5 separate regions of the Mus musculus genome follow, and regions 2, 3, 4 and 5 are each linked to region 1. Evidence: chromatin loops called from intact Hi-C (ENCODE). Cell type or tissue: heart. All regions are shown on one strand.

Region 1 (5,000 bases):
AAGATGGCCTAGTTGGCCATCACTGGAAAGAGAGGCCCATTGGACTTGCAAACTTATATGCCCCAGTACAGGGAAATGCCAGGGCCAAAAAGTGGGAGTGGGTGGGTAGGGGAGGGGGGGGGGTCGGAGGGTATTGGGGACTTTTTGGATAGCATTGGAAATGTAAATGAGGAAAATACCTAATAAAAAATTAATTCTAAAAAAAAAAAGAATTCATTGTTCAAAAGTGCAAATCTAGATGGCAAATGAAACACAACTCAAGATCACAGAAGGCATAGAACCCCAGACTAAAGGTCAAAATGATGCCCTAAATTCCTTTAATGAACACCACTTTTGCTGTCTCCATTGCTTGCTTTCTCTGAAACCCAACAAGTGACGCGTTTTATTTCTTCCTCTTCCACAACTGGATCCTACTTTATAAAGTCAAGTACCAAGCGGGCTGTTGTAAACAGAAGTATTTAGGAAGCCTTCAGACAGGGAACAAAAACAAAAAAAAACAAAAACGCTGCCCTAAGATGCCTGTATCTTAAAGCAGAGGCTAAATCGCTCCTTTGTTTCTGCCTTGTTTTCCTTTAGTCCTCCATAAAACTCCTAATCCAAGATGAGAGATGTAAACAGGAAGTCGGAACTCCTCCTGGAAAACCCGCTCTCTCTGCTGCGAGGAATCTGAAAAGCACCATTCATCCTAGCAGCAGTGTCCCAGCCAACATTGTAGGAAGCGCTTGGCTTCTGCATTTGGAACATGCATCGAAAGCTTGTTTTCCATTCAGTGCCACAACGACAGGGGCCAGAGCATCTCAGCACATAAAATGCATGTCCTGCACCTTGGAAAGAGCTACTGAACTCATCCCAGGATGAAATGGAAGTCAAAGGGAGGATTTTCAGCTTAACTTAGATGCAGTTTATTCTTTAAGATACTAAGAGTGAGAACAAAACCAATTACCGCAGTATTAGGTAAAAGGTGTTAACTCGTACTTTTACAAAAGATGTTCTGCAGGGTTTGTAGTGGTTAGTGAAAGTTATGTAAGTAGGGGTATGTGTGTGGTTGGGGGAGTGTATGGTTAAATAAATTCAGATGGGAAGTTCAAATAAGTTCATTTCCTTTGGTTGGCCCTGTAAGTAAATTAACTAAGCATTTGGAACTTTGGCTATGGTGGATAAACAAATGTGAAAACGGCTCGCATTCCTTTTTTTCTTTTCTTTCTTAAATTATAAAACTTTCTCTTTGACTGATCATATCCAGGCGCGGTGTGCTCTTCTAGCCACAAGAGGGCAGCAACACTGTATTCTGAACCAAATGCTTCTGTAGATGCGCAAGACTGGCTCCAAATAAGTGATTCTCAAACTGTGGGTCGCGACCCGCAATTTTTTCAAGGGGGCTCCTAAGACCATCAGAAAACACAAACATTTACATTCATGCTACTAGCAAAATTACAGCTATGAAGTAGCAATGAAAATAATTTTATGGCTGGGGAACATGTTACAAGATGAGATACTATATTAAGTGATACCAAAATTAAGTTGAGAATCACTACTCTAAATAATCATACTAACAGTATAATAAATATATGTCCTTCTCCAAATGGCTTTTTGAATTCTGATGGTATTTTATGGCTGAAGATTTTTGAACTAAATGCCTTCAAAATATGTCCGTACAAATGAGACTATAAGAAACATGTAATAATTTTAGTAAGTGAATTTCAATGCCTTAAAGGAGCAAATATTTTAAAGGTTCTTTAAAATTCATTTTTAAAGATCACAATGTTAAAATTACCACAGTGACCTTTCCAATAATTTTTAATGCTCTTAAAGTGAACATGGAAGAGTTAACATTTGTTATGGTTACAGACCTTTTTATTTTAAAAAAAAACCATATTTTAAAACAGTGAAGTCAGTAAATAAGAAAACTTGTGAGGAATAGTTCTAATAACAGACACTGTTTGGATAGCTACCTGTCTGGATATTGAAACTGTTTTTCTTTTCTGTTTAGGATAAAGTAGTTGCATTATTTAGCCACTAGGTGGTGCTGCTCTTTAAATAACTGCCGCAGATACTTTGTAGCCCTACAGGAAGTTCATGTAATTAATGGAGAACCGAGAATTTTTCACAAAAGAACGGAATTGCTTATTCGAACAACCTCAGCCCACAGCAGTTACTCATTTTTATCCTTGAACTTGCTCCTTCCATTTCTCGGGCAACAAAAACAACTGCCATTTTATTACCTTCGACTTTATGAAAGTAAATGAAAACTGTTTCCCAATTCGAAGGGAAGCAGAGAATTCAAAGGATTCACCCACCTAATGGTGTGTTGAAGAGGCCAGTTCAGGACCTTTGGAAAATGCCACCAGACCCCTCCCCTCCTGGAAGAAAAAAGGTCATGGAACACTTAGGCACCCCTCCCCTCCAGAAAGGAGGGGCTAATTAACATTCCTCAGCCAAGGTGGGGCGGGAGACACTGATCAACCTCTACCTGCAGGCTGGGGAGGTCCAAAGGAGGTAAACACATTCTGTAGGACAGACCTACAGACAAGGCCACCTACAGACAAGGGAAGTTCTTGCCACCTCATTCCCCTAGTGACCAATCAGTTTAAAAATTACACTGTTCTGCCAATCACATTGTGACTAATGGCTGCTGCTCCGAAAACTGTATAAAAAACTCCCTGACTGGGCTGCTTGAGGCTGCCTCTCCTTCCGGTGCAGGATGACCCCAAACGCATTGGAACAATAAATTCCTCTTGCTTTTTGCATGCTTCCCCCACTCTGAGTGGTTCAATCAGGGGTCCCCAGTAAGCTAAGGCTCATCAGAGTCTTACAATGCCATCTTCAGATTCCAAAGTAACTAGATGTGCTGGGAGCGCAAACTTAATCCCTATTCATCAAAAGTCGCTCTGTTTAATTTTGGTCGCACAAATGACATCGTTATAAATAAACCTAATATGCTATCAGTCAATTATAAATGTTCAACTATTTCATAATAAAATACATTTCATAGTGGTCACTATTTGTATAGCTGAAAAAAATCCATCCTATTATGAAATATGGCAAAACTGATATGGGTTAATAACGTGTTGTAAAACTACTAATGGATAAAAACGTCTGACACTGAAGTCTACAGAAGCAGTGGGAAGGTTTTAGGTTCATTTTCCTCCTCGTCTAGTCATTAAATTAACCACCTCCAGGTTTTCACCTCAGTCCCCAGCTTGGAGGAAAAACAAAGAACAAGAAACTGCACCCATTTAATTCCAGAAGCTACATACAGCCTTCTTTTGTTGATATTATCAAGGAAAAAAACCTACCACCCCCACCCCCCACCCCACCCCACCTACGCCCACCCCTTCCGCAGTGATGGCTAAGTATCCTTGAACTTCCGTGCTTCCGAACCCATGTAGAAGTTCATGCTGCTAAATTCAGAATTCCAGGCCTTAACAGTCTTGATGAAGCTGACTTGCTACCTTGGCCCTTTCAGCCCTGTTGCTCCTGGGCCGGAGCACCTCTAACCATGGTGGTTGAGGTCCAGAGGCGGCGGTAGCTATGAATGCTGGGGACTGATGGGAGAAGGGTGGACTAGTCAGCTGCGGTGTATGAAAAAAATCAATTAAGTCTGCAGTTATTTCCAGGGGCTGTTTTGACAGTGGGTAAACGTCTACACCTATTTCTCAAGTTGCACCCAAGTTGTATTAGATCTCTATATATTGTTTGAGGCCCTGAAATATATTTTTAGTACTTGAATTCTTGATTATCCAAGTAAGCAAGCCAATTTGTGGTTGTTAAGGGTTTGTTGTTCATTTCTTTTCTTGTCTTTTTCGTTTGTTTTGGTTTGGTTTGGTTTTGGGTCAACTTGACAGAAGCTGGAATTATTTTGGAAGAGGGAACCTTAATTGAGAAGTTGCCATCAACAGATTGGCCTGTGAACAAGTCTGTGTGGGCATTTTCTTGATTAATGATTGACGTGGGAGAGCCCAGCCCTCTGTGGGCAGTGTCAATCCTGGGCAGATAGCCCTGAATGGTCTAAGAAAGCAGGCAGAGTAAGCTATGGAGAAAAAGCCAGTGTGCAGCACCAGTCCACGGTCTCTGCATGGGCTCCTGCCTCCAGGTTCCTGCTTGAATTCCTATTCTAATTTCCCTCAATGATGGACTGTGATGTGGAATTGTAAGCCAAATAAGTTTTCCCCCCACAAGTTGGCTTTGGTTAGTGTTTTATGACAGTGATCAAAATCAAACCAGGATGGCAGTGTAGTAATAAATAATAACTAAAATGTATTGATCATATGTTCTCAGTCTGTGTCCCCTACTCCTCTAAGTGCTTTTCAACAACAAAAGATAATTGCTATGACCACAGTCATTACACAGATAAAGAAGCTAAGTAAGTGCTGATATACATTAATTTCAAAATAATCGTAGAATTTTCTAACAGCTGTGGGTCTCTTTGAAGAGGCACAACCTGGTCAACTTTCTCCAGCTTTTACTGGATAAAGTAAGAAATATGCATTCACATACTGCCCAGACCCATCTTTCTCTCCTTTTCTACTGGAAATGGAACTACACACAGTTCCTCTGCTTGGGTAGCGGCTCCCTGCTACGCTGTCCGCAGAGGGTGATGCAAGGTCAAGCAGTTTCTTCCTGTTCTGGTGTTCGCCACAATTCCTTTCAGTCAGCAGACCATTCCACCTTGCTATAGGGTAGTTGCTACTTTTTTTAAAGATTTATTTATTTATTATATGTAAGTACACTGTAGCTGTCTTCACACACCCCAGAAGAGGGCATCAGATCTCATTACAGATGGTTGTGAGTCATTATGTGGTTGCTGGGATTTGAACTCACAACCTTCAGAAGAGCAGTTGGTGCTCTTAACCACTGAGCCATCTCTCCAGCCTGGTAGTTGCTTCTTGAAGCAGCTGTTGAATGCGACTTGCAGTCTGCTCAGTGTTCACAGCTTGCAGAGCTATGGCAGAAACAACTACGCTGTGCCCACCTTTGGAGACACCAACAGCAGCTGAGTA
Region 2 (5,000 bases), 560 kb after region 1:
TATTGAGAAATTTATACATTTATTTTGGATTTTCCACTTTGTTATAGCATAGGTTTTTTTTTTTGTTTTGTTTTGTTTTTAAAGTATTCCCTTAAGAGTCTCTGGATTTCCTTGCTGTCTCTTGTGATGTCTTTCTTTTACTTACAACTTTATTAATTTAGATCCTTTCTCTCTGTCTTTTAGATAAATTGGTTAATGGTTGGTCAGTCTTATTGATTTTCTCAAAGAACCAACTCTTCATTTTATTGATTCTCCATTGTGTGTGTGTGCATGCCGCATGTGTACATGTGCCTGTGTGTGCCTGTTTGTATGTGTGCATGCCGCATGTGTACATGTGCCTGTGTGTGTGTTTCGATTTCATTGATTTCTGCCCCGAGTTTGATGATTTCTTGCCATATACGCTTTTTGGGTGTTATTTCGTTTTGATGTAGAGCTTTCAGGTGTGCCAATGAGTTACTAATAGTAAACCTGCCCAATTATTTGATACTATTTAGTACTACGAACTTGCTTCTTAGAACTGCCTTCCTTGGGTATTATCTTAGTTAGGGTTTCTGTTGCTGCAACAAAGTACCATGAACAAAAGACAGGTTGTGGAGGAATTTGGCTTATACTTCCATATTGCTGTTCATCAGCAAAGGAAGTCAGGACAGGAGCTGTAACAGGGCAGGGACCTGGAAGCAGGAGCTGATGCAGTAGCCATGTGAGGATGGTGCTGCTTACTGGCTTGCTCTTCCTGGCACGATTGGCCTGCTTTCTCACAGAACTCTGGACCACCAGCCCAGGGCAGGCATCAGCTGTGAAGGGATGGGCCCTCCCCACATCAATTACTAAGTAAGAGAATGCTTTATGGGTGGATGTTATGGAGGCATTTTCTCAATTAAGGTTCCCTCCTTTCCAATAAACCTAGTTTGTATCAAGTTCACCTAAGACTAGCCAGCACATGTTTATAATTTCATTCAGTTCTATAAAGTTTCTAATTTTCTTGTGAATTTCTGTCATGGCCCATTTTTCTCTCAGTAGTGAGTTGTTCACTTTCCACCAGTTTATGAACTTCTGTTGTTGTTGGTATTTAGCTTTAATTCATGGTGGTCAGGTAGCATGCACAGTGCTTTTTCAATGTTTTTGTATCTGTTCAGAGTTGCTTTGGGTCTGACTGCTTTGTGGTCAATTTCAGAGAAACTTCCATGAGCTGTCTAGAAGAAACTATGTTAATTTGTGTTTAAATGGAAAAATCTATAGATGTCTGTTAGCTCCATTTGATTTGATGATGGTATTTAACTCCAGGATTTCTCTGTTTAATTTTTGTCTGGATGACCTGTCTATTGGTGAGAGTGGGATATTGAAGTTACAAACTAATTGCCATCCCTCATTTCCTTTCAAAACAAGCAGTTTCTTGTAATGTCACACAGTAGGGGTAAAGCTCCCACTAAGAGCTCTGTGTTGTTGCTGCATGAGTCTAGGCAGACTACTTAAGTTCAGATTAGTTCGTTTCATTGTTTCATATGTAACTCAAAATTTTTGTGAGTTACACAGTGTAATTGTCTATTCATTTACTCTTATTCCCCACTTCTGGAAAACAGGACAAAGCTGAAAACAAGAACTGTAGCTACGTCCCTAGTCCAGCTCTTCCAGGGCCTGTAACTAACTGCTTCCCACTTGAATAAAGGCAGCAGTCAAGCCTGGGTTTTCCTGGATCGATGAACTAAAAGCTTCCGTTTATCCAGAGAGAAAGGATAGCTTAACACCTCTTTTAAGGCATCAGCTCTTTTCTTATTTCATAAAAAGTAAATGCACGTTTTACCCATTTAACAGTAAGCGCGATGGTACTCATTTAGTGGGAAGCAAGGGGACAGAGGTCCTTAGAATCATAGATGCCTTTGTTCCAAGGCAGTGCTGCCATCTGCTGCTGGAGACACAGTTTTTCTTCCCATGTCCACAATTTAGTCAGACTCCCACCAGTGGAGGGGAACCTTAACCCCTGAAACTGAACATACTGCTGTGGGTGGTGGAGGGGAACCTTAGCCCCTGAAACTGAACATACTGCTGTGGGTGGGGGAGGGGAACCTTAGTCCCTGAAACTGAACATACTGCTGTGGGTGGGGGAGGGGTACCTTAATCCCTGAAACTGAACATACTGCTGTGGGTGGGGGAGGGAGACTTACGATTAGAATATTGAGAAGCACTTCATCTTAGCTTATCTCCTTACCCTGTCCCTACTAAGTGTTTATTGAATCCCCATTACCATGCAGAAATGAAAGATCAGGACCTCTACTAACAGAGTTTATATGCATGTATGAATAACTAGCCAGTAAACAGGAAAGAGCATCAATGCATAAATAAGATGGTGGCATGTGCATGAAACATAGCGGTAGTCCATATATATGGACACGGTGAGTGCCTAAAACTAAAGTTTTCAAGGAGGTAATGTGAACTCAGTAAGGAGGGAGGGAGAGACAAGACTAGGAAAGCTAAGAACTAGGAAGTAAATGGAGAAAATCTGACCTGCATTTGAATGTGCAGAAAACAGCATGAATGAAGCCCCCCTCCCAAAGGTGAGTTTGGAATATGAAAGGCAGGAAAATTAAAAGAGTCATTCTTGAGTTAGTAGAGAAACAAGCACGGGAAGCCAGGGATGGTGGTACACACCCAAAATCCCAGAATTTGGGAGGAAGGGATGGGAGGATTGAGAGTAAAAGGTCATGAGCTAAAAGCAGTATCTTTGAGATCATTTGGGATACAAGAGACCTTGTCTCACCTTCTGCCCCCTAAAAAGGAGAGGCAGCTGCATGCAGGATGGCTGAAATCTGGAAAAGGAGTTTGGATTTCATTACAAATAGCGAGAGGAAGAAAACCTTTGAAGGATTTTTAACCAGAGAAGTGACCTCATTTATGATATAAGAAACTCCAAACGCTGACACCATTACATACACTAGCAAGATTTTGCTGAAAGGACCCAGATGTAGCTGTCTCTTGTGAGTCTATGCTGGGGCCTAGCAAACACAGAAGTGGATGCTCACAGTCAGCTATTGGATGGATCACAGGACCCCCCAATGGAGGAGCTAGAGAAAGTACCCAAGGAGCTGAAGGGATCTGCAACCCTATAGGTGGAACAACAATATGGACTAACCAGTACCCTGGAGCTCTTGTCTCTAGCTGCATATGTATCAAAAGATGGCCTAGTCGGCCATCAGTGGAAAGAGAGGCCCATTGGACATGCAAACTTTATATGCCCCGGTACAGGGGAACGCCAGGGCCAAGAAGTGGGAGTGGGTGGGTGGGGGAGTGGGTAGGGGAGCGTGTGGGGACTTCTGGGATAGCATTGGAAATGTAAATGAAATAAATACCTAATTTAAAAAAAAGAAACTCACTGTATAAGTTCAGAAAAACATAGTATCTACCAAGAGCTGGTAAAAGGAAACTAATTGGAGTAACTGGTAATCTAACCCCCAAGGCCTCCTCTACTGTAAGAATAACTTCCTAATCCCTAGAGAGCCCTCCCCAGAGCCTGCAGTCTACTTCATATCAATGTCTGCTGGTGTCTCTCAGAGTGACCCAAGCAGTAACTATGAAAGCCATCTGATAATAGAATGATAATAACCAGACTCAGTTGTGGTACCATCCAGTTCATGTGTAGATAACCTCACTGTACCTCAACATAGTCCATAGCAGGTGATTACATTCGTGGCTATTTAAATCACCATACCCCATATCTTCAGCCTGGTCCTTGCAAAGTCTGTACTTCATAATACGTACTTAGCAGTAGGGGTCTTTTGACACCTCTTTTTTAGAGACCTATGAAGAATAACTCACATTTCTAGATGGAAAACTGCTTTATACTCAAACTTTCTTCCGAGCTATAAAATGCCTTGAAATGGTTCTTTCTCTCAATTAGAAATATTTGTCTTGGGGCTGCAAAGATACATCACCAATTAAGAACACTGGTTGCTCTTCAGTAGGACCTGGGTTTGACTCCCAGCATCCACTTGGCAGCTCACACCTATCTGTAACTCAAGTTCCTGGAGATCTAGGATTCTATTCTGGCCTCTGCAGGCACCAGACACATACATTGTACACAGATAAACATACAGGCAAACCCCATACACATAAATAACAAAACCAAATAATAAATTCTCTTTGCCCAAACATTAAGGAATTTGTTATCAAATCTTTTAGCCACCTTATATCACTTTATTTGCCACTTTAAGATGGAGGAAAATCTCTGTTTCATGTAAGGACTCAGAAATGAATCCAAAGGTCAGCCAGTTCTCAGACTTGTTCCTTTGATGTGTGGATTTAAGAGACAAAAGGGTAATAACAGTTTTTTTTTTCTTCATTTAAGTGAAATTGCATGTAAGCTATTGATCAAAAGAAGACACTTGCTTACCTGTTGGTAACAGAGATGCAAACACAGTGTTTTGTTTTTGTTTTTGTTTTTTAAATAAGCCTTGTGTTCATGTAATGTGGTCAGAGACAAACATCTCAGATTCTACAAACTTATCATTCCCTCCTCCTTTTATGCCATGCTATGCATGATTTCTATCTTTGAGATAGACACTAGAACTCCAACTACTGTGTTTCCCATAGATTTTCACTCGAACACCTTTTCAGCCTATTGCGTTCACCTGTCCCTGGAACTCCTAATTACCTCTAGGATTTTAATAGTGTGTATTCTGTGAGCCCTTTACAGAGGCACAAGATCAAGGCCATTGGGCTGGGGGTGGGGAGGATTCCAACCTAATCCCTACATGGTTCCTGGTGAGGCTGGATCCACCAAGATAAGTGTCCACTTTTGTTTAAGTTGAATAAACGGTATCATAGAGTACTGGGTTCAGAATGGCAGTGGGTTATGGAACAACTTGGTTTCATTAAATCTGGTTCGATTATGTCCATTTGCAAAAGAGTACCCCATATTAAGACCTTCTTTATCCAATACTCCATGTCCTGGACAGCCAATCTCTTTCTCCGTGTGACTCATTCTTTCCCTGAAGTATCGCATCTAC
Region 3 (5,000 bases), 650 kb after region 1:
GGTGTTTTCTTTTGGACAAATTGCTCACTTATCTCAGTCTTTATTTTCACATCTGAAGAATAGGATATTTCAGAACAGTTTAGAAATAGTACCTATTTCAGAGCTAGGATTATGAGTCAACAGTGTACATGCAGAGTTTGCTACATATGAAAGAATAAATAATAATTCCTACCAATTGTGTCAACTGTTTATAAACCTTCATTGATAAAATGTAGACACTTAAGGTTTATAGCACTATTTATATAAGTTCATTTACAATTCATGGTCTTTAATGGCAAATGAAAAAATAGTTATGGCCTAATACGAATTTTATTTAATATACCAACTTTACAGATGAAGAAATATGCCCTAAAACTTTGTATTCTGAAAGTCCCATAACTGATGAATCGCAAATTCAAGTAAAACTGGTTACTTTTTTCAAACAGTATTTCTATGGAATTCTTCCTTTACCACTGATAATGAGTTATTAGTGCCCATGTAGCTGCATTTGGTACTTGTATGGAGGGAAGAACACAGGAGGTGGGGGCAGATTCCTGTAAAGCTTGGTCTCCTGCAGTGTGTTCTCTTCATAGTCAGGTCAGACTTCATCCCTCACATGATTGTTTTAGGCAGAACATGATATTCTTTGAATTGTGTCTCTGCTGAGGAAAAAAATAGTTTAGTAGAAAAGCATGTTTTCATGAAAGTGCCACAGTGCCTGAAAGCAGATGGCCAGAAGTCAGAAAAGGCACTTAACGAGGTACCTAGAATCTTTATGAAATTAGGAACCTTGGAGATTGAATGGTGCTTTCTGTTTCCTCCTAGGGCACAGTCAGTGGCGTCCTGCTAGTCACACCAAATAACATAATGTTTGATCCACACAAGACAGACCCCTTGGTTCAAGAGAACGGTTGTGAGGAATACGGCATCATGTGTCCGATGGAAGAGGTGATGTCAGCTGCCATGTACAAAGAGATTTTGGATAGCAAAATAAAGGAATCACTGCCCATGTGCGTATGTCACTGTACAGGCTGGTAGTTGGGCTTCACTCTTTTTTTTTCTTTGTTTTGTTGGTTGGTTGGGATTTTTTTTATATATATTTATATAGTTGAACCTTCTCTAATACTCTTATTTTCTTAGTCTTATTATAGCTGCTTTTTATTTTGTCAGTAGTAAAACAAGAATCTAAGCACTATTGGATAGTTGATTTTTAGTGTGCCTGGTATTTAGTTAGTAATTTCACTTATATTTACTTGGTTAAAGAATCAGATATTTGACAAGTAGCCTATAGTACTTTTGTAATTTAGTGCTTATCAATCCTTTGTTATTTAGACACAAAATCAAAAAAATTTAACTTATTCTGTATTATTAACAAATAGAATAACTGTCAAGTTCCATGAACGTACCGAAAGAGTAGCGTGTGTAGTTGTGAGTGTGGCACGGACCAAGGCCCAGTGTGGAAGTAATCAGAGCAGCTTTCCATTCACACTTACTGTAGGACTTCTGGGTAAGAAAGTGTCACATGGGAAGAGGAAGCCTCCAGGTTGCACTAGTGAAGGGTTTAGAGTGTGCTAATGTGGGAACTGCTGTAGTAGAATAGCTTAGATATGAAAGTGCCGGGTTAGGCACAGCCCGGAAAGACAGAGGAAGGGAAGAGGTTAGCGTGTAATAGAGACTCCATCCCACTCACTATGAGGCTGACAGCCATGTAAAAATGGCTTCACCTTCACTGATAACAGATAATTTACAGTCTTATGCCAGTTTAAAAATTAGACCTTGGGGTGAAAAAAGTTACAAAGGAGAAGGAGCTAGGTATTTTTTCAGTATATATATATATATAGTATGTAAGCTGTTACCCCTTCTTGGGAAAGGTCCATTTAGCCTGTAATGACAGTTACTGGTTTGGCGTGGTAAAATGATCTCTAGAAACACAAATAATTCCTAGAAAATAAGTATTCTAAACTACTGGATATATTTTTAAGTTGTCAACAAAAGCCAATTTCAGGAAAGAGAACAAAAAATAAAACATCAAACCACAATTAATTGAGCTTAGAGGTAGAGATGAGACACAGGCTGAAAAACCAGCTCCACGGGGGAAGAGGGACTGCTGCGCGTCAGGGAGAGCTTGTCCTGACCTTGCGTCTCAGTGTTTCAGAGTTAAATCCTGTTCTCTATGGTCTGGGACTGCTCTGCAAGGAAGATGGGGTGTCCCTTGCTTTTCAAGTGACCATTTTATCATTCTGCATATTACTTGGAAGGACAGGGACCTGGATTCAAACACTTTAAACAATGTCACTGGAAGGAAATATCCCTAAGTCTTGGCTTGTATGTTAATTGACATCAGAATTTGACTTCAAACAAGATAAATACATAGAGTGGCTTTGCAAAGTAATAGTTTGTTTGCACAGGTGAGGTAAAAGATGTTAATGGTTTTCCCTCTTTTTTAATGCTTGGAGAATTGATTTCTAAGGTACTGTCTAAACTGTGTTGAACAATGCACCATTAATGTTAACCTTTCAAAACATTACATTTCAGGCTAAAAAACTCACTTAAATCATAGCCTGTTAGTTTTTATCTTTGTTTCTGTTTTTAAACCTGCTAACAGCTAGTCTCTTGAGTGTGGCATCTCCAAAGCACGCTCAGGTCCTTGACCCTGTGGGTGCAGTTTAAGTGAATCACCATTAGATGGCACCATTGCAAACTTAGTATCTCCAGTTAGATTGCCTCTTTTAAAAGATGAATCCAGTACAAAGGCAGAAGGCACTTAAACTAAATCTTTAAAATAAAGATATGCCTTATGGAAAAATATATATATTGTTACAAAATCTTGAAAACCATAAGAAAGTTACATAAGAGACTTAGCCGTAATATCCACAGAAGGTCGCTCACTTACTGCCGTTCTGACTGGCATACTTGTTCTCTAGCCATACGTGCAAGGCATTGGTGCTTTGCCACTGAGACGTCAAGGAACCGTCATTCCAAATTGCTGACTTCTTAAATGATGCTTATTTCCAGAACATATATCTTGGGAACATTAGTATTTACCTAAAACAATGCCAGGAAAGTTGGATATGAGACCTCACCATAAAACGTTCATAATCTAACATCTTAGTTCGTTAACTGGACAGATTCTCTTAGCACTGTTCTGAGCTTATAGAGTTCCTTTAAATGTTTTGCCTCAGCTTGGTTCTCATTATTCATGTTTTTTACTCTCTCTTTGTATATAAATAAGTACTGCATATGTATATGATAAATTGAAATTTTCTATTGTCCCTGTCCTACCAATGAAAATTTTCTTTCAGTATTATAATTTCGTCAGGAATTTAAGTTATCAGACTTTGTGGTAGTTTTCTTACGAGGAGCGCTTACATTGATGTTTCCCAGATGGTAAACAGTTGATGAAAAACCTCGATGTAATGATGTGGTATATATGAAATGCATGGTGTTTGTATATTCTGTTGATAGCGCTACTTTGCTGTTTTTGAAAAGCCTCTTCTGTGATACTATTTTATTATTTGCTTGTAGAAGGTAAATTGATACAGTTTTTAATGTCTAATACTTTTTTATTTTCCTTAATAACAGAGAACTAGATCAGTTGTCAGGAAGGGGGTCCTGCCATTCAAAGAAAGCGACAGGAGTCTCTGCTGAGGACGCAGACCCGAGAGCGCGTGACCAGGGTAACGACAGTGCCAGCACTGCTCCCAGGAGCACCGAGGAGTCTCTCTCGGAAGACGCTTTCACAGAGTCAGAACTCTCTCCTATCCGCGAGGAGCTGCTCTCCTCGGAGCCGAGACAGGAGAAGTCATCTGATGCCTCGTCAGAATCTGTGCAGACTGTCAGTCAGATGGAAGTCCAGTCCTTGACAGCCACGTCAGAGGCTGCTAACGTTCCTGACCGCACTAGCTCTAACCCTGGGGCTCTATCTCATGAAACTGGCTTAAGTGGTCTGGAAACAGCCACTAAAGGAGGAGATAAAGCTACAGAAAGCCTTCAAGAAGTCTCAGGCCCAAAGGAACAAAGCACAGAAGTAAAAGGTCAGGATAACCAGGATTCTTCCCACCAGGAAAGTTCACTGCAGCAAGAGGCAGGTGAAGACAGTGTATCTTCTGGAGAAACAGTAGAACTGAAAGAAAAACCAGCTGTTCTTAAGGATCAACAAGGGCAGGAGCTAAAACGGGACTCAGAGACAGAAGTAGAGGAGCTGCGCAAACTCTGGAAAACTCACTCTATGCAGCAAGCCAAGCAGCAAAGGGACACGATTCAGCAGGTGTCACAGAGAGAAAGTAAACACAGCAGCGCAGCAGCAGACGCACATGGAGAGGGTAAGTGCTAGGGAGATGCAAGGCTGGTTAGTCTGTTTGATTGCATGTTGCTTTCTGCTTTCTCTCTGAGCAGAGACTGCTGACTTAAGGCAGTGTGAAGGAGAAGCAAACCACTCTTGACTGGCTTTATTCCGGGAACATGTCTGCAGTGCCTGGTCTCTGAACTTCTTTTCTGCCATGTTTAAGCACTCCTAATGCAAAGCACTTTCCATAAAGTCTGTCTTATGAACATGTTGTACCCACACTGTATAATACAGTGATTGCTCCATTTTCTTTTCAATTATATCATTACATATTTAATGTCCGAATTTCAATTTATAGTTACCAAAGTTTTAATTCCATAATTTTTGTAAAAAGAACTGTCGACAGTAAAAATCTACTTCTGCAGTTCTTTTACGTACGTAAAAATCCGATGCTCATCTGATTCGATGGCTTCCTTTAAAAACAAATGCTCAGGATAAAAGTTATCACTTCTTGTCTTAGTTCAGGTTTTGTTCATATGAGTATTACCGTAGTATAGTGTGCTTTGCTTAATACATTATGATTAAGTAGCTACGGCTCAAACATTTCCCAATTCTATTGATATATTGCCCACATTGATTCAATTTATATATGAGCGTTTTCTTAATTTCAAGTTTTTATTTTACTAAAATGATAATCTGTCTTTAACCTTTTTCAAAGGCTTCAAAAAAAACTGAA
Region 4 (5,000 bases), 630 kb after region 1:
AGAGATTGCTAGTTTTAATTTACTAGCAATCAAAAGAGCGAAATGTGAATCAATATAATTTCAATATTAATATATAATATTATGTATCAATTATATATCAAAATAAAAGTATAAATCAGTAGCCATAAGACAAAGATCAACCCGATTGACCATCCAGGATAAACAGTTATTCCTGATTTTATGAGTAAAGAGAAAAACTCTATAAGATAGCAAAAATAACTAAAATAACCACTGAAAAAGAACCCTTATTATCCTTTTAGACTCCAATTTCAAAACTTAATTTTTTGTTTAGTCGAATATATCTTTATGTGCCATGTGTGTGCTTATGTGTATACATGATTCCTTGGGCACTCAAGTTTGTGTGACTGTGTGTGAAGGCCCAAAGTTGATGGTAGATCTCTTCCTCTGCCTCCCCTGGGGCAGAGTCTCCCTGAGTTCACAGGATCTTGCTACTCTGGCTAGCCACGTTGCCTTGAGGATCTCCACTCTTCCCAGAGCTCGGGATTGCAAGTGGGCTGCCATGCCTGCCCAGCCTTTACATGGCTTCTGGGGGTAAAACCTCAGTTTTCACACTTGCCAAGCAGCGGTTTTCTAGCTGAGCCACCCCACGCCCAGCCCTTCCAAAGGTCTGTTTGCAAACATTCTGATGCAGTCAATAGTGATGGAGCAACAGCTTTATATATGGATGAAGCAATCCAGGTATGCACTTATCCCCGGGTCTCTGAGTGGTTGTTTAGATTTTAAGGTACAGATTTTGGATTATATACTGAAACCTATAGACTTTGTAACAATGGAAATGTTTTGTGGTATTTTTGATGTCCAGTATGAACGCTATTATGCAAATATGGCTAATAAGTATTTTAAATGTGATTTTTATTTTTTTTAAATTATATTGAGAAATTTGGCTTTTGGATTTATAGCTAGAGTTTTTTATTTCATATTTGCAGTTTTTATTTTGCTGTGATCACTGACATATACCCACACGGTCACATATACTGGAGTCAATAAATATGATAATAGCTAATGATAAAGGAAAAATTCAAGGGTATTTGTTCAAGACTGGTCAGAAACTTTACTTAGGATCATCATATAGTCTTGGGGACCCTAGAAAGTGGATTTTGCTGTAGGAAAGAAAGTCTAACCGTTTCCAGTTATACCTGGGTAACTGAACACAGGATGATGGAAAACTGACAAAAGGCTATGATTCATCAGACCCTGGGGGTCAGACTTACTGAGCCACTGTGGATGACAGAGAACCTGATGAGCAATGGGAGGTGTTTAGGTGTGGGACATGGGTGAAGGGGGTGGGTGGGGTGGAGTGTCCTGTTAAGCTGTTAAACTGACTTAGCAGAATTCTAAACTGGATTGTAGAAGAAGAGCACATACAGGACTTTTTTTTTTTTTTTTTGGTGGAACTGATCTATCTATAAAGAAGCTATACATTCTGAAGACTGCACTTGTAAGTCAATTTAACCTGAGCATTCAGAGACTATCATTGAATATATTGTTGCTGGAATCTCTTGTAGTGGAAACAAATGTAGAATGATGGCTAGTTAGAAAAGAAAGCAGATCTTAATGAAAGATCATACTTGTGTCTGAAGAGATTATCCCTAAGGTGCGTCTGATTTCAAAGCATTACCTAGTTGGTATTGTTAGAATCTTACTCATTTTCAGTGGAACGTCTTAAATATGATGTGAGCTGTTTTGTCTGCCACTCCTTTTTTATAACCTGGTATTTATTCATTGTTTCTTTTACAATTTGCATGTTTATAACATTCAGAGTTGGTTTTATCAGCACCATTTTACATCACTTATTTCAGATCAGTAGACCGTCTCCTGTACTGCCTTTCTGTTCTCATTTTGATAAGCCTGCTTTGGTTTATGTCTTGTGGCATTGAATGACAGTTTCATATGCCTGCAATTCAGACTCTTCACTTTTCCCTCCAGTCGACTTGCTTTACATGCATGAATTATTGAGTAATTCTTTGATATTTCCTGCACAGTGATTTAACCTGGAGCAAAACTAGGAATTGGTTCGTGGGTATGCATACACTGGGTGGAGTAATCTTTTAGGACTAACATCTTTTCTCCAGGATTTGTGTTGGTGGAAGGGCAACCTGTGTGAGAGTCATCTCTGATTGGTGATACAGGAAAAGGGAAAGCTATAAAAGTGTCAGCTTTAACTTAATCCCTGCGACCACATATCTCTGTCCTTTTTCCTTTGGATGAAGGCAGTCATGGCTGTGTCTGACATCATGAGAACGATCAAATTTATTCTATATTTCACCACCTGGAAGGCTATGAAACAGTGCAATGGCCTGAGGGCTTACTTTGCATTATATTTTTGGCTCCCTCTGTTGGCGACTTACGAAGCAACAGAAGTAAAATTTGATTTAAAATTTACAAATATTATAAGATAGTCTATTTTTTTCATCCAGAAAATTAGTTTTATAATATACAAATATTATAAAATTAGTTTTATAATATACAGTTTTATATAGTTTCAGATATATACAGAAGAGTTAAGAGAATATTCTGATGTACAAAATTAACATTCTTTTTAAGAAATTTAGCATTTTGCACTCTGCCAGAAATACAGGCTAGTGCCAGTTTTCCTACTGACAGTACGTGGTTAAGCATCTAAATTTTCACTCAGTCTGGTACTTAGGAAATGTTATGTCATAGTGATTTAAATTTGCACTTCACTAGCTGTCTGTGAACCTAGTTCTCTCTGCCTTTTGTCCATTGTTTACATTTGACTTTTAACAGCCTCTCTACTTTGAGCTCCTGAGATGTTTGGGATACAGAGGTAAAGACTGGTTTTTGTGTCTGCCACACATCTGCCCTGATATCTTTGTGGTATACACACTACAACCTTTGTTTGTTTGTTTGCTTGTTTATTGTGTGTGTGGGTGTTCCAGAGATGGAGTCACCAGGAGTGAGGGTGGGCCTGTACCTGCTGAGCTATCTCATCGGCCTATATTTTTCCTTATGGGAAGTATACTGCAGTTATAAGAATTATGGTGGGGACTGGTGAGATGGTTCAGCAGGTAAGAGCACCTGACTGCTCTTCAGAAGGTCCTGAGTTCAAATCCCAGCAACCACGTGGTGGCTCACAACCATCCGTAACAAGATCTGACTCCCTCTTCTGGTGCATCTGAAGACAGCTACAGTGTACTTACATATAACAAATAAATAAATCTTTAAAAAAAAAAAAAAGAATTATGGTGGTACTAGTTTAAATCGTGTCAGAATGTGTCCGTTCAAATTAGTGGCTCGCCATACTCCAGGCCATTGGTAGGTACAGAGGGGAATTTGTAGAATGAAGCACACACATTGTGGAGGCTATAGTTTCGAGGCAGCGATTACAAACACAGATGGCAATTTTTAAACTATAGCAAATTAAGTGAAGATCAAAATTTGCAATTCTTAGCAGCTGGTCTTGCTTGGGGAAATATTGGGGCAGCTTTAACTGTTTCTAAATTGGCTTCTGGGGGATTCAAACACTGTTTAGTATAATTTAAACTAAAATAACTGATCTGATGGTTACAAGTAAATGCGGTAAATACGTTCTCATGTAGTCAAAGTGTCAGTTAAGTTCCGCCAGTGGGAGATCCAGGAGACCTGCATTTCTCTAGATTATTTTAGTTTCAGAACTAATCTTTCTTGGAGAATTGTAGTTTTAATTTTGGGTAAATACAGTACTTTGCTATGTTTACTATCATTTCATTCTGAGACTTTGAACTAGTACTTCAGGAGAGTTTATGTGAATCACTTAAGATGTTTAGATAGGAAGGTATTTTATCACGATAGTACATGTGATCATTGTTACAGGGAGAATAGCTGAGAAAATTCACAAACACACATTTCAGACTGAAGCCAGCAGCTGACAGTGGCTGACAATAAAGGTTTATTTGTTTACATATTTTACGTCAGAGTGCTTTATATCTGTGTCTGCACACCAGAAGTGGGCATCCATTGAGCCCTTCCTTCACAGGTTGTTGTGAGCCAACACGTGGTTGCTGGGAATTGAATTCAGACATTCTAGAAGAACAGAGCAGCCAGTGCTCTTAACCACTGAGGCCTCTGTCTAGCCCCTGATGCTGATAATTAAAGAGCTACGTGAAATACTTTAATCAGCAACTGAAAAAAAATTATCATTCGATCTAAAATGATGTATTTTTTTATAGAACCACACACTACAATTCTGTCCTTCTTGCCTATAGAGAATTGTTCCTGTATATGTTAATGGGTCCTTTTTAGATGTTAGTTAATAGCAATAACAACGATAATCCCCTCTAAGTTAGTGAGTTTTCTCTTGCTGTGAGCTCCCTCCTGCAGTTGTTGTCATTACTCCGAAAGGAAAATGTAAAGTGTTTTGCTTCCTTTTTCTTAGACACTGGCCAAAAGAAGACCTTAGACAAGAAAGATGGGAGAAGGATGTCTTTTCAGAAGCCTAAAGGAACCATTGAATATACTGTAAGTTACTTTGGCAGAAGCAATCTATCTCTGTGACAGTCTTACCAAAGGCGTTTTCTGTTTGACTGCACATGAGTCAAGTATTGTTAATTGCCTCGCTTTGAAAATCTGACTTTGTTGTGTGTTACTTTCGTTAATAATAATCCTTGATTCTTAACTGCATTTTATGATTTGTTTTTCTTACTGTGTTCTACAAAGACAGTATTCTGGCAAGTTAAACTTAATAATGATGATAACTTAGAGTCAGAGTTCTATGCTGTAATAATTTTATTAGATTAGGCTTTTAGGAAAATATTTACCTTTTTAAGAATGCTCTTAACTGAGTTCCCATCGGTGCTAATGTTAGTGCTAATGAGAGGTGGGACCCTTACAAGCTAGGGTGAGTACTGAGTTACCTCACTGTGAAGCAGGGTTTCTGCTGCTCTTGAATCAAGCCTCAGACAGTGTTGGTGTTTCTCATTTCTGGTTACAGCGGACAGCTGAGATGAGAAATAAGTTCTGGAGTGTGGCATTTTGCTCAC
Region 5 (5,000 bases), 490 kb after region 1:
CTTATGAGGCATTGCTTCCTTCAAACTTGATGAAATGCCTCACGTAGGCTGTGTGCTCTTTCGGAATTTGCTGGTTGAGACTGCTTTCCATTGCTTCCCCTTCCTTGGTCTTCTCATAGCTTTCCGTGTTCTCGATGACTTTCTCCAGGCTTTAAAAAAATAATAAACATGTAGAAAACATAGTGTTCTAAGGGGTATCTATCATCAAAGACTTTTGATTGATATAAGACAGTAGAGCAGACAGGTGCATATTTCCACTTTCAAAATTTAATGTTAGCACATTTCAAAAAAATGAATCAACCAGAAAATCCCATAAGGCGTATGTCACTGCCTCTTTGCCAGGGTCCTTTGCTCCTGCTTTTTGTCACATATGCAACCTTCTATACATTTCTGATTTATGAACTGATCAGGAAGAGTAAGTGTTTTGCCTTCAGAAAATAAAATTTGTCTTATAAACTCCTTATTCCATCTAAATAAGACAAAAAGGTTGACACACTAACAAGCTTGGACCATAGTGGATAAAAATCCCAAGACTATAGAAAAATAGAAGTCTAGAAGTTAAATTTCAGGACAGAGAAGTAAGCTGTGGGTTATTTTCTTGTTGTATTTACTCTGTGTGCATGCTTGTGCACACATTTATAGGGTGTAGTTACCTGTGTATGCACACGTTTCTGCATGTGGGTATTGGGTGCACTTGTCTATGTTGTACATGCACTTGTGCATATGTATATTCGCTGTACTTACTTGTGTGTGTATGTGCTTGTGCATGTGTGTATTGGCTGTACATACCTGTGTGTATATGCTTGCCCATGTATATGTTGAGTAGACTTACCTGTGTGTGTACATGGAAATCCAGAGGTTGACTTCAAGTGTCTTTTTTATTGTTCTCCATCTCACTTTATGAAACAGGATATCACCAAGACTGGCTTATCTCTACCCGACTAAGTACAAGTGTTACAGGCATGTCCTACCACACCTAGTTTTTGTGTAGTTCATGGGGATCTAAACTCTCATGCTTGTGCTGAAAGCACTTCACCCCCTGAGCCATCTTCCCAGCCTCATGGCAAATTTTTAATTCATGAATTTGCAATGGTTTGATTTCTTATCAGTTTCAAAAACATGTTTAATTACTGTGTTGAAAGAGTTGTTTGGATTCTCAGCTTTAATTTGTCTCTGTAACCTCTCTTCTAATTTGACTCTCAAAGCATTATTTTTAAAACTAAAATATATCAACTATGTAACTGAAAGTTCATTTCATAAAACAAATCTATTTCCGTATCCCTTCATTTAAAAAGTACCGTTAGTAAAAAAACAACAGCATTTTAAAACTCCATGTGTGTTACAGTTCTCTTCTGCAATGGGGCAGAAAGAAAAGGGGATTTATTAGAATGACTGACAGACTGTGGTGGACTGTCCCGTCTGCTCTTGACCAGCAAGAACAACACGACACAGTCGGATTCTTGCCTCGATACTTCTATGGGACCCCAGGCGCCCAGGGAGGCCTGCTTATATGCACCCCAGCACAGGAGAAGGCTCTGTGGCCCCCTCTGATTGGTCAGTCAGCCGGCACTCAATTTGCATGCACCCACTTGGGAAGGGTTGGCACCAAATTTGAATTGACGCCTGCGCAGTGGTGTTGTTTATGACAAAGGCAACCGGAAACCGGCACCATCTTGGAGTTGGCTTCCCACAGTGGACCACAGTCCAACAATGGCTAGCTACTGAGAGAAAGTCTAAGTTTTCAGTAATTGTTCAGTCTGCAAGTCTGGGTGTCTCAGTTGGTCTTCAGTATACTCCAGAATCCCACAAAAGTGGACTCTAATGCCGGTGAAGGAACGGACTCTCCAGTGTGAGCCAGAGGAAGCAGGCAAATAGCAAAAGTTTCTTTCTTCCTTGGTCATTATCTAGTCTGCCATGGCTGGAAGGTGTAGCCCAGATTTAAGGTGGAACTTCTTCTCTCAAAGAATCAGGATTTAGGGTGGGTCTTCACATTTCTAAAGATCCAATCTAGAGAACTCCCTCACAGGTGTACCTAGCCACTTGGCTTTTAGCTAATTGACGATGGAGTGCGGATGACAATCATGAATAGCCATCACAGGATGAATTAGGAATTTCATATTCCAGAATAAAATAAGTCCCTCTATCCTATCTCAGGTAATCCTCAGAACAATTCTGTTACACTCTGTCTATACAGATGAGGAATCATGTCTAAAAGATGCAGAAGAGGTAAACATGAACCATACATGACAGGCTCTGCAGGCAAAATTCGTTCCCCATTTTAGGCCTGAAGAGGCAGATCTGTCATTGAACAGGAGGACAGCCATTCCTCATAGGGGTTGAACAGAGATAGTCTATGGGTGACATAGTACAGTGACATTTCTAGAGGTAACACAGTGTCCTAAATAATCTCATGGAAAGAAACTGTACCCATCAACCTGTAGACCAGCCAGCCAATATGCCCTTTCTTTGCAGGGTACCTTTCAGTGTCTCAATTCAGGATTTGTACAACTGAAAATCCCAGGGATCCCTCTGGTGGTACAGTGCAGTACTACAACTAAGTCGATCCCTGGCCCTCTACAATTCACTGTATTTGAATCAAGCTGGAAGAATTTTTATTTTAAGAAAAGCTAGAACAATTTGAAATGCCTCTTTAGGTTAATGAGAGATGTAAATAGCTTCTCTAGGAATTGATTTTTGACCTCAGTTATCTTTCACAAACTTCTGTATAGCATCTATTTCCTACTGAGAGAACCTTAAGAAATAGATTATGCCTTCTTTGCACACATGGCTGTCCTTAATTAACCCTAATAGAAGGTGTTCATTAAAAGTAGCATCATATCAAAAATTGATAGCATGCAAACTCACTTTTTATAGAACAATCAGTCTTTGAATTCGTATAATAAAATTTCACTTATTTAGAATAAGTAGAGGGAAAGCTAGCTACTCTGTCTATATGAAGCCTCAATCTTCATTTGAACCTTTAAAAAGTAAAAATAAGTCACTAGATGAGTACTGCATTTTAGGTAAGAATGTCTCACTCTCCCCTCTCCCCTCTCCCCTCTCTCCCCTCTCCCCTCTCTCCCCTCTCCCCTTTCTCCCCTCTCTCCCCTCTCCCCTCTCTCCCCTCTCCCCTCTCTCCCCTCTCTCCTCTCTCCCCTCTCCCCTTTCTCCCCTCTCTCCCCTCTCCCTTCTCTCCCCTCCCCCCCCTCCCCTCTCTCCCCTCCCCCCCCCCTCTCTCTCTGTGTCTGTGTATTCTGCTCTGTTCTGCCCTAGACAGCTTCTCTTGCTACTCATAAAACTCTGGTTGAGGCAGCTCTCTCTTCAGGTAAAAATTCTACAAGATATCTGGATAGCTCATGTTTTTCTGACCAATGTTAGAAAAACTGCTACAAAAGAACTATTAAGTCATCTGACCAAGTCAGAAATCCTGTTAAGAAAAAAACTCATCAAGAGCCGCTTTGCTCTCCAAAGATCTCCAGACTGCTCAGCTCTCACTAGCGAAAATTATAGAGAACTGCTACCACTTTCTGCTAGTTCATCCCATGAAGACCAAAAGCCATTTTTAAATTTACATATCAATTCAGTTCTTTATTCCAGGCTCCCTTTTGATTATTCTATGAATCTACATACTGGTGGCCCCAGCCCTTTGATTCTTAGGAAACAGCAAGCATAAGTTTTCTTTTAAGATAGCAAAATCATTTAGAGATCTGATTGCCTCAGTTACACAAAGACGCTAAACTAGCTGGGTGGGACCCTATCCTGAAATTACCATATGTACCACACCTGGGGCTAACCTTGCCATGTCCCAGGCTGACCTTGAACTCAGGAATCTGCCTATATTTGTATCTGCTTGCCTTTGTATCTTTCTGATAAGTTGACTCATTAATGCAACTCCCTTTGTTCCTTTAGATTCATGAAGTTCTCATAATTCATATTGCGTCCTTATTTTTGCATAGTTGAGAAATTATATATTTTCAAACTCATGTATTTAGAGCTCTTCTCCATAACCTTTAGGGCTGAAAGTCCCAGTGCTTGCCATTTGCTGAGACATAGCCACACCTTCACCTCCTGGACTCCTGCTGTCTGATTATCAAGGAGTCAATAACATTAACAGAGAAACCATTCCTCGGAGGAATGTGAAATAATATACATTGTTACACAAACAAGTGTTATGCCACTACAGTCATCAATACTGCTGGAGGCTCACACTGGGATTCTGTCCTAGGGGCAGGAACCAAGTCTCTCTGTCCCCACCAGGGCCACGCCTGCTCAGCAGCCAAAGAAAGTCAAAAGCTTGTGGGTTCAGCTGGGTGGAGTATAGTGAAATTAAATATCAGAGAGAATTTAACAAATTCTAGAATGTCTACAGTTTTTATTTTTCTAAATATAGCTGTTGTCTGTCTAGAAGAGTATAGATGTCACTTTGCCTCTGTAGAATGTCAAGATTAGCAGACATTCAAAGTGACTTTAATCAGTTGACAGTTGAAGTATGGTCACTCAGTGGGGTCTCTCTCTCTCTCTCTCCCTCTCTCTCTCTCTCTCTCTCCCCCCCCCCAAAGACTTTAAATTCAAACTCCATTTTAGAGAACCTGACCTAAGTTTGAACTCAGGTAGACTAACTGCTAACTAGCATTAGTTTCCAAGTTGTCCCCAAGAAAGCCTGAGCCTAGCTTCAGTCTCTAGGCTAATCCCCAACAAGAGCAGAGTTTCTAGGTAATTCCCCCAACAAACCTGCACCCCCAGGTTACAAGACCTAATGGTCCCTTCCTAATGACCACCAATGCAGAGTAGAGCAGAAGTAAAGTTTATGATCTGACTCCCAGCACCAGACAACTAGGTTGAAGGCCACAACAGCTTTCCAATTAGATGCTTATGCATGTACTCCCTGCTTACTGCTTACTATAAAGCTTTGCCCCAATAGACAGTCTGGGCTCCCCGACCACCAAAACTGGCCTGTGTGCTGGTGGTGCGTAGGGGGTGGGGGTAGTGGGTGAATTAGC

What was found. Peaks named below come from ENCODE experiments on the same cell type or tissue, not always from the same donor. Only the 100,000 strongest peaks of a DNase experiment are listed, where the experiment ranks them.
Region 2: a loop joins it to region 1, with 2.8 times the contacts of the local background. A loop is called at or near these places in 3 of 42 quality-filtered maps.
Region 3: a loop joins it to region 1, with 2.9 times the contacts of the local background. A loop is called at or near these places in 4 of 42 quality-filtered maps.
Region 4: a loop joins it to region 1, with 3 times the contacts of the local background. A loop is called at or near these places in 8 of 42 quality-filtered maps.
Region 5: it touches region 1 in a loop (21-fold over the local background); 12 of 42 quality-filtered maps call a loop at or near these places.

What each region holds. Positions count from the first base shown.
Region 1 is chr15:41,161,768-41,166,767 of GRCm38, forward strand. No RefSeq gene overlaps it. Among named protein-coding and RNA genes, the nearest start is that of Gm46502, 9.8 kb to the right of the region's middle. In heart, CTCF peaks have their summits at 1,260 (motif pointing right) and 2,021 (motif pointing right); no DNase peak of the experiment used is centred here; H3K4me3 peaks cover 936 bases; H3K27ac peaks cover 604 bases.
Region 2 is chr15:41,717,635-41,722,634 of GRCm38, forward strand. The region is part of intron 3 of Oxr1 (oxidation resistance 1); the gene reads left to right. Among named protein-coding and RNA genes, the nearest start is that of Abra, 150 kb to the right of the region's middle. In heart, a CTCF peak has its summit at 1,900 (motif pointing left); no DNase peak of the experiment used is centred here.
Region 3 is chr15:41,816,278-41,821,277 of GRCm38, forward strand. Oxr1 (oxidation resistance 1) reads left to right here. Exons shown (of 17, transcript NM_001130166.1): 8 at 805-989; 9 at 3,562-4,301. Among named protein-coding and RNA genes, the nearest start is that of Abra, 51 kb to the right of the region's middle. In heart, a CTCF peak has its summit at 2,655 (motif pointing right); no DNase peak of the experiment used is centred here; H3K4me3 peaks cover 993 bases; H3K27ac peaks cover 939 bases.
Region 4 is chr15:41,793,078-41,798,077 of GRCm38, forward strand. Oxr1 (oxidation resistance 1) reads left to right here. Exons shown (of 17, transcript NM_001130166.1): 4 at 4,397-4,479. Among named protein-coding and RNA genes, the nearest start is that of Abra, 74 kb to the right of the region's middle. In heart, a CTCF peak has its summit at 2,357 (motif pointing left); no DNase peak of the experiment used is centred here.
Region 5 is chr15:41,654,766-41,659,765 of GRCm38, forward strand. The region is part of intron 3 of Oxr1 (oxidation resistance 1); the gene reads left to right. Among named protein-coding and RNA genes, the nearest start is that of Oxr1, 210 kb to the left of the region's middle. In heart, a CTCF peak has its summit at 2,544 (motif pointing left); no DNase peak of the experiment used is centred here.